2 separate regions of the Homo sapiens genome follow, and region 2 is linked to region 1. A link is a contact called in ENCODE Hi-C or POLR2A ChIA-PET data. All regions are on one chromosome and are shown on one strand. The core of a region is the stretch at or near the end of the contact, and the rest is flanking DNA. Distances in the headings are between cores, read along the strand shown. Region 1 has its middle 22 kb from the start of MACF1. Region 2 overlaps MACF1 (microtubule actin crosslinking factor 1).

Region 1 (5,868 bases), core at 2,851-5,350:
AGGCCGAGGCAGGTGGATCACTTGAGGTCAGGAGTTCGAGACCAGCCTGGCCAACATGGTGAAACCCCGTCTCTACTAAAAATACAAAAATTAGCCAGGTGTGGTGGCACACACTTGTAATCCCAGCTACTCACGAGGCTGAGGCAGGAGAATCACTTGAACCTGGGAGGTGGAGGTTACAGTGAGCTGAGATCACACCACTGCACTTCTGCTTGGGTGACAGAGCAAGACTCTGTTTCAAAAATGAAATTTTAAAAAAATGAAGTTATGCTCTCCTTTGCTTTTATTACAGTCTAGTAAGGAGCTTGGAGGGCTTTTAGACCCCCATAATCTCCATCACCCTCCTCAAAGCTGCTCTAAATAAACAAATTTAAGTAAAAAGTATTTGTTATATAAATGCAGGATGAAGACTTATTATGATGGCTTTTCCTCTTTCAACCAGATTGCAAGATACAAGCCTATTTTTAATAAAATTTCTGGTTCCCTACTCTGGTACTAATGCAAAGATTTATTTTTCTTAGGGATGAGTTGTGGCCAATTGATATAAAAGGAGATATAGGCCAGGCATGGTGGCTCGTATCTGTAATCCCAGCACTTTGGGAGGCTGAGGCAGGTGGATCACTTGGGGTCAGGAGTTCAAGGCCAGCCTGGCCAACATGGTGAAACCCCATCTCTACTAAAAATACAAAAATTAGCAGGGCGTGGTGGCTCATGCCTGTAATTCCAGCTACCGGGGAGGCTGAGACAGGAGAATCGCTTGAATCTGGGAGGCAGAGGTTTCAGTGAGCCGAGATTGCGCCACTAGACTCCAGCCTGGGCAACAGAGCGATACTCCACCTCACACGCACACACACAAAGAAGATGTACTTTCTTCTTTTGATACTTTTTTACATATTTGACGCATTTGTGATAGAGAAATGGATTATGATTATTCTATCCTTCTTCCTTTTACTAAGGTAGAATGAGCCAAGGTCAGTGGGGCCTGACGGATCTCAGGGCCTTTGCTGTTCCTCTCATCCCTGGCTATGGTTGGCTAAGTCTCTTTTTCTTAGGTCTCAGGGTGTTCAGCTGTTTTGGGAACTTGTTGAAAATTGTTGCTTTGCAGTACAAAAGACACTCTGTTACTTTTTAATCAATATCTTTTTTTTTGAGACAGGGTCTGGCTCTGTTGCCCAGGCTCGACTACAGTAGCCCATCTCTGTTCACTGCAGCCTCTGCCTCCCGGGTTCAAGTGATTCTTGTGCCACAGCCTCCTGAGCAGCTGGGACTACAGGCGCGTGCTACCATGCCCAGCTAATATTTTTGTATTTTTAGTAGAGATGGGATTTTGCCACGTTGTCCAGGCTGGCTTCGAACTCCTGGCCTCAAGCGGTACACCCGCCTTGGCCTTCCAAAGTGCTGGGATTATAGGCGTGAGCCACTGCGCTGGGCCAGTAATCAGTATCTTTTTAGCATATTACTTATTTTGGGGGGATCCTCCAAATCAGGGGTCTCCAGTGTGCTAAATATTTGATAGAGCATAGGGAAATTTGAGTATTTTAGTTTCCGAGTATTAGTAAAGAGTGGCTCACATTGCCTTTTACTTTATACGTTCATGCATTGGAAGACTTAATATTGTTAAGATGGCAGCACTCCCCAAACTGATCTATAGATTCAATGCAATCCCTGTCAGAATCCCAGTGGGGTTTTTTCTTCTTCTTTCTTCTCCTCCTCCTCCTCTTCCTCTTATTCTTCGTCTTCCTCTTCCTCCTCCTCCTCTTCTTCCAGAAATTGGCAAGCTGCTCCTGAAATTCATGTGAAAATGCAAGGGACCCAGAATAGTCAAAACAATCTTGAAAAAGAACAAAATTGGAGGACTCACACTTCCAGATTTGAAAACTTACTACAAAGCTACAGTAATTAAGACAGGATGGTACTGGCATAGGGATAGACATATAGATCAATGGAATAGAATTGAGAGTCTAAAAATAAACCCTTACATTTATGGTAAATTGATTTGTGATAAAGGTGCCAAGACAATTCAATGTAGAAAGAATTGTCTTTTCAACAAATTATACTGGGACAACTGGATATCCATATACAAAAGAATGAAATTGGCCAGGCGTTGTGGCTCACGCCCATAATCCCAGCACTTTAGCAGGCAGAGGTAGGTGGATCACGAGATCAGGAGTTCGAGACCAGCCTGGCCAACATTGTGAAACCCCATTTCTACTAAAAATACAAAAATTAGCTGGATGTGGTGGCGGGCACCTGTAATCCCAGCTACTCGGGAGGCTGAGGCAGGAGAATCGCTTGAACCCGGGAGGCAGAGGTTGCAGTGAGCTGAGATGACGCCATTGCACTCCAGCCTGGGCAACAGAGCAAGACTCCACCTTAAAAAAAAAAAAAAAAAGAATTTAAACCCTGACCTCACACAACATATAAAACTTAACTCAAAGTGGAACATAGACCTACATATAAGAGCTAAAATTACAAAACTATTAGAAGAAAACTTAGGGGTAAATCTTTGTGACCTTGGATTAGGTAGTGGTTTCTTGTAGCTAACACTGAAAGTATACACAAAAAAGAAAAAAATAGAGAAATTATACTTGATCAAAATGTAAAACCTTTGTGCTTCAAAGGACACTACCTAGAAAATGAAGACACCTCACAGAATGGGAGAAAATATTTGCAAATCATATATCTAATAAGGGACTTATATCCAAAATATATAAAGAATTCTTTGAACTCAACAGTAAAAAGAAAACCCAATAAAAAAATGGGCAAAGGATTTATATAGCCATTTCTTCAAAGAAGATATACAAATGGCTAATAAGCACATGAAAAGATGCTTAGATGCTTAACATCATTAGTTATTATGGAAATGCTAATCAAGATCACAATGAGATACCACTTCATACCCACTAGAATGGCTTTAATAAAAAAGAGAGTGAGGATGTGGAGAAATTGGAACACCCCCAACATTGCTGGTGGGAATATAAAATGGTGCACCTGCTTTAGAAAACAGTTTGGTGGTTCTTCAAAAAGTAGAGTTGCCACATGACCCAGCAATTCCAAAGTATATATCCAAAAGAAATATTATATTCATAGAATATAGAAAACATATATTCATAGAAAACTCGTACATAAATGTTCATAGCAGCATTATTCATAGTAGCCCCAAAGCAGAAACAGCTGAAACATCTATCAACTGATGAATGGATAAACACACTGTGGCATATCCATACAACAGAATATTATTTGTCAGTGAAAAGGAATGAAGTACTGATTGATGCTAACATGGATCAACCTTGAGAACATTAGACTAAGTGAAAGAAGCCAGACACAAAAGGCTTGTATGATTCCATTTATACCATTTATACATAATAGGCAAATCCATAGAGACCATAAGTAGATTAGTGGTTGCTAGGGGTTGAGGAGGGGCGAATGGGAAGTGACTGCTAATTGATATAGGGTTTCTTCAGGGGGTGATGGAATGTTCTAAAGTTAGATAATGGTGATGGTTGAACAACTCTGTGAACATACTGATACTTAAATATCCATTGAATTGTTTACCTAAAAAGGGTGAATTTATGTTAACCAAATCTCAGTGAAGCTGTTATAAAAATATTAGGCTGATTTGTAGGTATGAATAGTATTTGTCTGTTTGTATTGGGCCCCTTATTGCTGCCACTGAGAATCTTGAAGTTGTCTTGAATATTTTGCTTCAGAACTGTCACTGTCTTGAGCAGGCAAGTTACTGTTGCCCCAAATCTTCAAGGTGAGAAACAGGTTTGCAATCATTTTTTTGCAGGAGAATACATGATGGCACTTTATATCAGGAAGCGAACTTTTAAGGTGAGCACTCTGAAGTTGAAGCATTTCCAAGTTTTAAGTGGGACTGTGCCCTACCTTAGTTCTTACTTCATCCTTTAAACTGTGTGTCACACTGGAGTAGGCAGTTTCCCAGCCCCATACCCAGCTCCACCAAGATCCTCACTTCTTTCATCATTTGCCCATTTTTCCCCAGGCTATGTTTGATCTTGCTCTGAGGCCTTCTTTCTTGGGAGGTATAGCGAGAGTAGCTGCAGAAACCTCTGGGTGGCACCCTGCCCCCACAGGATTACCAAAGAATGACATGTGTGGAAGAGGCTCAGGCCTGTGTTGGCAGGAAGAAGTGACTCATTTTTCATCAAAGGAATTTCAAAGAACATATAATGACAGGATGATGTCACAGGAGCAGGTGGAGACAGGAACCTTGATTGAGCTGCTGGAAGATATTAAATGGTGTGGCTGCCTGGGCAGTCAGAATGATTGACCAGCATAAATCACAGGAAACATCACCTGTTTTTTAGTTCCTATTTCATGAGCCCTGGTGTGGGCAGTGCTGTTCATGTGCCCTCAGAGCATATGGTTGAGTCTATGCATGTCTTGGGTATACTGTGTTTGTATCTGGGTGAGATGGCTCACAACATCCTGTGCTAGTCATGGACTTCTTTTTCATGCAGGGCGGCGTGTGTGGGTTCCTGCACTGTGTGCCTCAGTTCTATAGCTAGCAGGGTCTGTGTCTTGGAAATGAGCCTCACATGGTCATACTGGCTGGTTTGAAGGCATGACATTTCCTCTGACATATTTAGAGAGGGGAACTTGCCTTGACATCAGAAGGTCAGATCTCAGAATTTTTTACCTTATTGCCAAAAGTACCCTAGTTCCATCTAGTATTTTGGCAAGAGCTAGATCTTTGCTCAAAGCCCAGTTAAGTCTTGTGGTGGTGGTGTTTTTCTTCTTTGAGTAGAGGGCCCTCCAATGGTGTTGTATGGTTGAAGCTGATAAGGTGAGGCGGAGTGTGGTGGCGGGATGGAGAGTTTCAGTCAGGATAAGTCTTAGTATCTTTTCATATCGCAAAGCAGTAAAGTTGGTTAGGTTATTCAGGCTGTTATTTATATTAAGATTGTGAAAGAGTGCTCCTGGTCATCATCATGCACCTACCAGAGTCTGTGTGATTATGAGGTTGGAGGCTAAATTAGCCATTTACACAAAGATAAAAGAGAGGCTAGCATTGATAATATTCTGCCTCAGGTTTCAGGCCTCTCAAGGAAGGTCTTAGGAGAGATGGCTTAGCAATATCAATTGCTGCCTTTGTGCTTATAACTCGTTCATCTGAAGATGGCCTGGAAAAAGGGACTTTTAGGCTGCATAGGACACCACCAAAAAAGTAGAAGATACTACCTCTCTTTAAGATGTATCAGGGCTGGTGCTGGGCGTGGTGGCACACGCCTGTAATCCCAGCACTTTGGGAGGCCGAGGCAGGTGGATCACGAGGTCAGGAGATCGAGACCATCCTGGCTAACACGGTGAAACCCCATCTCTACTAAAAATACAAAAAAATTAGCTGGGCGTGGTGGCGGGTGCCTGTAGTCCCAGCTACACGGGAGGCTGAGGCAGGAGAATGGCATGTACCTGGGAGGTGGAGCTTGCAGTGAGCCGACATGGCACCACTGCACTCCAGCCTGGGCGACAGAGCGAGACTCCGTCTCAAAAAAAAAAAAAACAAAAAAGGAAAAAGAAAAGAAAAAGATATATCAGAAGAGCTGGGCATGGTAGCTCACACCTGTAGTTCTAGCTACTCGGGAGGCTAAGGCAGGAGGATTGCTTGAGCCCAGGAGTTCAAGGCTATAGAATAGTGCCATGATTGTGCCTGTGTAGTCACTGTACTCCAGCCTGGACAGCATAGAGGCCCAGTTTCTTTAAAAAAAAAAATTTTTTTTTTAAATAAACCCAAGATATATCAGAAGCAAGAAGGAAAAGTTAAAAAACAACAACTATAATTTGAAAGGGAGGAAGGAAAGCTTTATTTATTTCTTGACACAGTCTTTAATTGTTACGTTC
Region 2 (5,923 bases), core at 2,584-5,083, 47 kb after region 1:
CTCGGCCTCCCAAAGTGCTAGGATTACAGGCATAAGCCACCTTGCCTGGCATGGTTTTGAGGTTTTTAGATATTGAACTGGATTCTTGTAGGTAACTCAGTTCTGATTTCATTTTGTGTGTTTCTTTTACCAATCTTCTAATCATACTTGGCCAATTGAGAACGCTCTCCGGTGGTTTTATGTTTTAGTTCTTACTATGTAGAACTTTAGGTGTTGCAAGTTGTGGGAAATACAAAAAAGTAAATCATGTTCTCTTCAAGGAGTTAATGATCTCCCTGGTAATATAAGAATAAGCATATTAAAAGTTCAGAACACTATATAATTATATAAGTGCTGATTGAGTGATTAGCCCAGTAAGTAACATAGATATTTGGAGGACACAGAGACTGTTGAGAACTGGAGTTGTCAGAAAAGGCAGCCAAAATTTTTCTTAAACACAAATCTGAGCATGTCATTCTCCAATTTAAAATCTTTCAATGCTTCCCCTTACCTATAGGATAAAGTTCGGGTTCCTTAAGCTTGTCATGAAAGGTCTTGATTTGGCCCATACCATCCTATCTCGCCACTACCTAGTTGTCTTTCAGCTATTCCTAATTATGTGCAGTTCTTTGAACATAAGCTTTTTCTTGTCTCCATGAATTTGCATTAGCTATAACTTTATGTAGCAACTTTATTCCTTCCCTTCTCTTTCTGGCTTATACTCATCTTTTAAGGTTAGATAGAGTCACTCCTCCTTGAAACTTCATTAAGTCCCCCATATTTCCTGTCCCTACCCAGGTAGGCTTAACCTCTTATGTTCATGAGCACTCTGTGCTTACCTGTTATAGCACTTAATCAACCTGTTTTGAAGTTGTTTCTCTTATTTAAAGAATAAATGAGGCCAGGTGCCTGTAATCCCAGCATTTTGGGAGGCCAACGCGGGTGGATCACCTGAGGTCAGGAGTTTGAGAACAGCCTGGCCCATATGGTGAAACCCTGTCTCTACTAAAAATAAAAAATTAGCCGGACGTGGTGGGTGGGCACCTGTAATCGCAGCTACTCTGGAGGCTGAGGCAGGAGAATCGCTGGAACCCAGGGGGCAGAGTTGCACTGAGCCGAGATCGCACCATTGCACTCCAGCCTGGGTGACAAAAGCGAAACTCTGTCTCAAAAACAGACAAAAAAAGGGAATGAACGAGGTGGATTTTAAAGAATAAATACCATTTGGAGAGATGAAGAGGAAGAGAAGTAGCCAGTCATGAAGGGAAAATAAGTAGTATGAGCAAAGAGTCAGTGATTTCGATGAGACTATAGTTGGAAGCTGATTCTGATTCAGTCTGCAGATGACACGGGCTTGGAAAGGTTGATGAAGATGTTGGATAACTGAATCAGCATCTAAAAAGATCAAAATATGTTGGAATGACAGTGATCAAATCTAATGAGAATCCTGGCTTTAGATACTTTCAAGACTCCATTAAGTGAAAGATGGATTAAACTTTTAAGTCTAATAATAATACTTTTTTATTTTTTTGAGATGGAGTCTTGCCCTCTTGCCAGGCTGGAGTGCAATGGCACGATCTCAGCTCACTGCAACCTCCGCCTCCTGGGTTCAAGCGATTCTCCTGCCTCAGCCTCCCGAGTAGCTGGGATTGCAGGCATGCGCCACCATGTCCAGCTAATTTTTGTATTTTTAGTAGAGACGGGGTTTCACCATGTTGGTCAGGCTGGTCTTGAACTCCCCACTTCAGCTGATCTGCCCACCTCAGCCTCCCAAAGTGCTGGGATTACAGGCGTGAGCCACCACACCCAGCCTAATAATAATACTTCTAACAGTCCCAAATGAGAGTCAATAGGCAGAAGTTACAAGGAAAGCAGATTATGACATTTTATAGAATTATTACATTGGTACTTTGTCTTATGAATTAGTGAATTCTCTATTATCCTAAATTTTAAACATCAAGAATATTGTAGATTTATGGGAGATTTGGAGAGACCTTTCAATGTGAACTTATGATTCTTTGTTGTTGAAGGGATTTGTGTGTCAGCAGAGAATTAGACTATATAATTTCTAAGGTCCATACCTTAGTGCTGTAGTTTATAGTAGGAAGAAAATTGTTCCTTGCAAAGCAAGAAAGGATTCAAGGCCGAAAAGAAGGATGTGAGGATAAAACCAGAGACCAAGATAAGAAAGTACTTATTGAATGGCTATAAACTCAAAAAAAATAAATAGATAAATATATTCACCTGGGATGTAGAACAAGCATTGACATTGTTTGGAATGGCAGTATGTTGGCTTTTCCTAGGGGATCAATAAGAAGAAAATAACTGGGCTTGGGGAGAGAACCTGGCTGAAGCTTGTATGAATTACTAGTGAACCAGATTTATATACCTCTGCAACTTTCTTCCGAAATGTTCTCTGTCTTGGAAAAGATATGGAAGAGTCAAGCAGCGGGCAGTTATGGTAATTTAGGTTTGCAGATTGTCATGGTGAATGTAGTAGTAGGCAGTTAGGCAGGGGGAGTTCCTGGGGTATTAGTGAGGGCAGCTTTGAATTGCATAACCATGTTGTCTAGCATGGACTGGGATAATCTTAGATGTTCTTTTTCTTTTTATGAGATTGTGTCTTACTCTGTCACCCAGGCTGGAGTGCAGTGGTGTAATCACGGCTCACTGCAACGTCCACCTCCCAGGTTCAAGTGATCCTCCCACCCTCCCACCTCAGCCTCTTGAGTAGCTAGGACTACAGGTGCACACCACCACCTGGCCAATTTTTGTATTTTTAGCAGAGGTGGGGTTTTACCATGTTGGCCAGGCTGGTCTCCAACTCTTGAGCTCAAGTGATCCACCGGCCTCAGCCTCCCAAACTGCTGGGATTACAAGGCATGAGCCACTGCAATATGTGTGTCCCAAATGCCAAGGCCTGGCTGTAGATGTCCTTAATGAATAGGGTAAAATAAGAATGGAGTGATTGAAGGTTGAGAATGATTAGGAGAGGGTATGAGAGACTGATAATGGTAAGTGCTAAATAGGTATGTTTGGGGAAGGAATAAGGCCCAAAATGTGGCAGTGTGGTGGCTGGACATGAATTGGAGATGAGTGCCAGTGGAGCCAAGTAGGCACAGATGCATTGTCACATATATCTTCACGTATATGTAGAGATGATAAATGAACCAAGTCATCGGGGAAGGCTAAGGTAGATTTGCCATGTGGAAGGGGATAGGCCACGGAGCATGGTCAATGACAGTGAGGATGATTTGAACAAGAGGTTATATGGGATGGTGTGGGCTTTCAGAAATAGAAAAGGACCAGGACTGATGGCTCACTGGTCTAGAAATGGCTCTGGGGAATTGGCAGGAGTCGGAGAAAGTAAGTCCTTTACAGGATAAGGCCTCTGTGGAGCAGTCATTGTCAAGCATTGACAGTCATGTTTTTGTTAAAGAGGTAAAAAAAAAAAAACCTGGAGAAAAAAGGAGTTTGCTGCTGTGACAGGAGAAGGTAGAGAGGGAAGAGATGTGCAGTGGGGGTAAGCTGGGCAGCTTTGAGAGTTTGATTGTTTTGATAATGGCTGGTAAAGAAATTGGAATGAAGGAATTCCTGGGGTAGGAGAGGGAGGGAGTTGGGCATTCCTCAGGCAGATCAGCACATGAAGAGTGAAATTTAACCACTGCAATATGTGTGTCCCAAATGCCAAGGCCACCCTGTCTGTTGGTGGTATCACGGCTTTGGCTTTTTGAAGCTTGTTGTGAGGGAAGTGGGGAATCAGTCTGCTCCCTGCTCTGCTCAAATTATTGTGCTAAGGAGACTTTGCCATGGTATGATTTTTGAGGCACGTGGTGATTCTGTCTGATTTGTAAACTGACAACGTGATCAGGGCCAAAGAGGAAGTTCAGCTAGGCCAAACCTTCCTAAGAAGAAGTCACTGTCCCACAGTTATGTGGGTAAGTTGTTCTAGAGAAACAGAGATGTGGGCAGGGCAGCAGCGTGGGAACCTGTTACCTGGGTAGCACTAAGCCAGTGCCTTCTCTGTGTTTCCTTTACAGATGAACGGGACCGGGTTCAGAAGAAAACGTTCACCAAGTGGGTCAACAAGCACTTAATGAAGGTAGGACCCTTTCATATATATGCTGCCCCAGCACCTCTCACTGCTCTCATCTGGATCTGTCATTCCTTCTTTCAGATGGTTTAGATTGCTTGCTGTGTGCTCAAGTCTATGAAGATACACATGTGACTTTTCTTTTCTCTTCTTTTCTTTTTTAATAGAGAAGGGGTCTTGCCATGTTGCTCAGGCTGTTCTCAAACTCCTGGGCTCAAGCAATCCTACTGCCTCAGCCTCCAAAGTGCTGGGATTACAGGCATGAGCCACCATGCCCAGCTTTTTGAAAACTAATATAGTCATAATGGCATGGAAACTTGTATTAATCTGCTTCTTGGTGAAGACATTATTACCTACCATTACATCAGGAGGCAGAGGCTGAAGATACCATGGGATGATTTTAAAAATTCGAAGAACAGTTTATTCCTAGCTTTATACATTGCTTTATAAGCCTGTTTCTTTTTTTTTTTAATTTATTAATTTATTTTAAAATAGACACAGGGTCTCACTATGTTGCCCACTCTGGTATCAAACTCCTGGGCTAAAGCGATCCTCCTACCTCTGCCTCCCAAAGTGTTAGGATTACAGGCGTGAGCCACTACACCCAGTGTATTTTTATTTTTTAATCTGAATACTATGGAAGGATGATAGAGGGGGATTTTCTCTCTTTCTCTTAAAGTGCATGAATCTTAAATGTTTAACTTGATGAATTTTTACATGAATTTTACCACCAGGTAGTCTAAAATACAGAATATTTCCAGAATGGTTAGGGCTGAATGAAGATTATTATTATCATTATTATTATTTTAAATAGAGGAGAAACCATAACAGAGGCATGTTAAGACTCACCTAAAGATAATAATAATAATTGTTATATATTAGATATATAAAATATAATAATAATATATTATTATGGTATTATTATTTTAAATAAAAGAGAAACCAAAACAGAGGCATGTTAAGACTCACCTAAAGATAAACAGTATGACTACTGTGGCAGTTAGAATCTGAAAACAAAGTTTTTGAATTATAATAATAATTAGTGCTTCTCTGGGAAAGGGAAAGGTCACCAGTGATCCCTTAATTGCCCTATCCAGTAGCCTAGTTTTATCTTCCTCTTATTTGATTTCTCTGTAGCATTTGATACTGTCGTCTACTCCTTAAAACCCTCTCTTACAATGACTTCTAGAACATTGCTTTTTCCTGAATTACCTCTTTCCTCTATGAATGCCTTTTTTTCTGCCTGTTTCACTGGCTTTTCTTCCTCTGTCTGACTCTTCCATGATGGTGTTCCCCAGGATCCTAACCTTGGCCATTTTTTGGTTTTGTTCTCTGTATTCTTTTTGGGCAGTCTCATCCATTGTAGCTGCTGGGATTGTTTTGTTGCATGGGATGCAAAGAAACATAAGTAGAAATGGATATGGGATGATCTCACAGAATCTGATGTCTAGATGCAGCTGGGCTTTATGAAAACTAAACAGTTATCAGAAAACTACTCTCATACTCTCTTTGTTTTTTTTTTTTTTTTTTTTTTGTTTGTTTGTTTCTTTGTTTGTTTGTTTTTTTGAGACAGAGTCTTACCCTGTTGCCCAGGCTGGAGTACATTGGGAAGATCACAGCTCACTGCAGCCCTAACCTCCTGGGCTTGAGTGATTCTCCCACCTCATCCTCCTGAGTAGCTGGAACTACAGGCATGCACTACCACACCCGGCTAATTTTTAAATTTTTTTGTAGAGATGGGTTCTCACTGTGCTGCCCAGGTCTTTCTTGTTTTTGTTGTTGTTGTTGTTGTTGTTGTGTTTTGTTTTTTGTTTTTTGAGATGGAGTTTCACTCTTGTTGCCCAGGCTGGA

Evidence for each region. A loop is a pair of places that touch in the nucleus more often than their neighbours do. ChIA-PET counts read pairs that join two places held with the same protein, here RNA polymerase II (POLR2A). Pooled maps may share reads with other maps.
Region 2: a pooled map shows a loop between it and region 1 (2.4-fold over the local background). The contact joins two enhancer-like sites. A Hi-C loop is called at or near these places in 8 of 168 maps with a recorded cell type or tissue (B cell, CD4-positive, alpha-beta memory T cell, CD8-positive, alpha-beta T cell and 3 more), 11 of 37 single-sample maps with no recorded cell type and 15 of 50 pooled maps. POLR2A ChIA-PET finds 5 or more read pairs at or near these places in 25 of 52 experiments (B cell, CD4-positive, alpha-beta T cell, CD4-positive, alpha-beta memory T cell and 18 more).

The regions. Positions count from the first base shown.
Region 1 is chr1:39,179,776-39,185,643 of GRCh38, forward strand. It overlaps a transcript of MACF1 not described here. Among named protein-coding and RNA genes, the nearest start is that of MACF1, 22 kb to the right of the region's middle. RefSeq lists enhancers at 3,366-4,565, 3,806-4,320, 4,075-4,344, 4,321-4,834. Within about 2 kb of position 4,101, at least 27 of the 41 ENCODE cell types and tissues checked have a DNase peak (open chromatin) inside an H3K27ac peak, as active enhancers do; they include B cell, CD8-positive, alpha-beta T cell, OCI-LY7 and 1 more, where a contact is called at or near this core.
Region 2 is chr1:39,227,163-39,233,085 of GRCh38, forward strand. It overlaps MACF1 (microtubule actin crosslinking factor 1), which reads left to right. Exons shown (of 101, transcript NM_001394062.1): 2 at 4,020-4,081. Among named protein-coding and RNA genes, the nearest start is that of MACF1, 25 kb to the left of the region's middle. RefSeq lists enhancers at 3,765-3,834, 3,855-3,924, 5,288-5,923. Within about 2 kb of position 3,834, at least 8 of the 41 ENCODE cell types and tissues checked have a DNase peak (open chromatin) inside an H3K27ac peak, as active enhancers do; they include B cell, CD8-positive, alpha-beta T cell, OCI-LY7 and 1 more, where a contact is called at or near this core.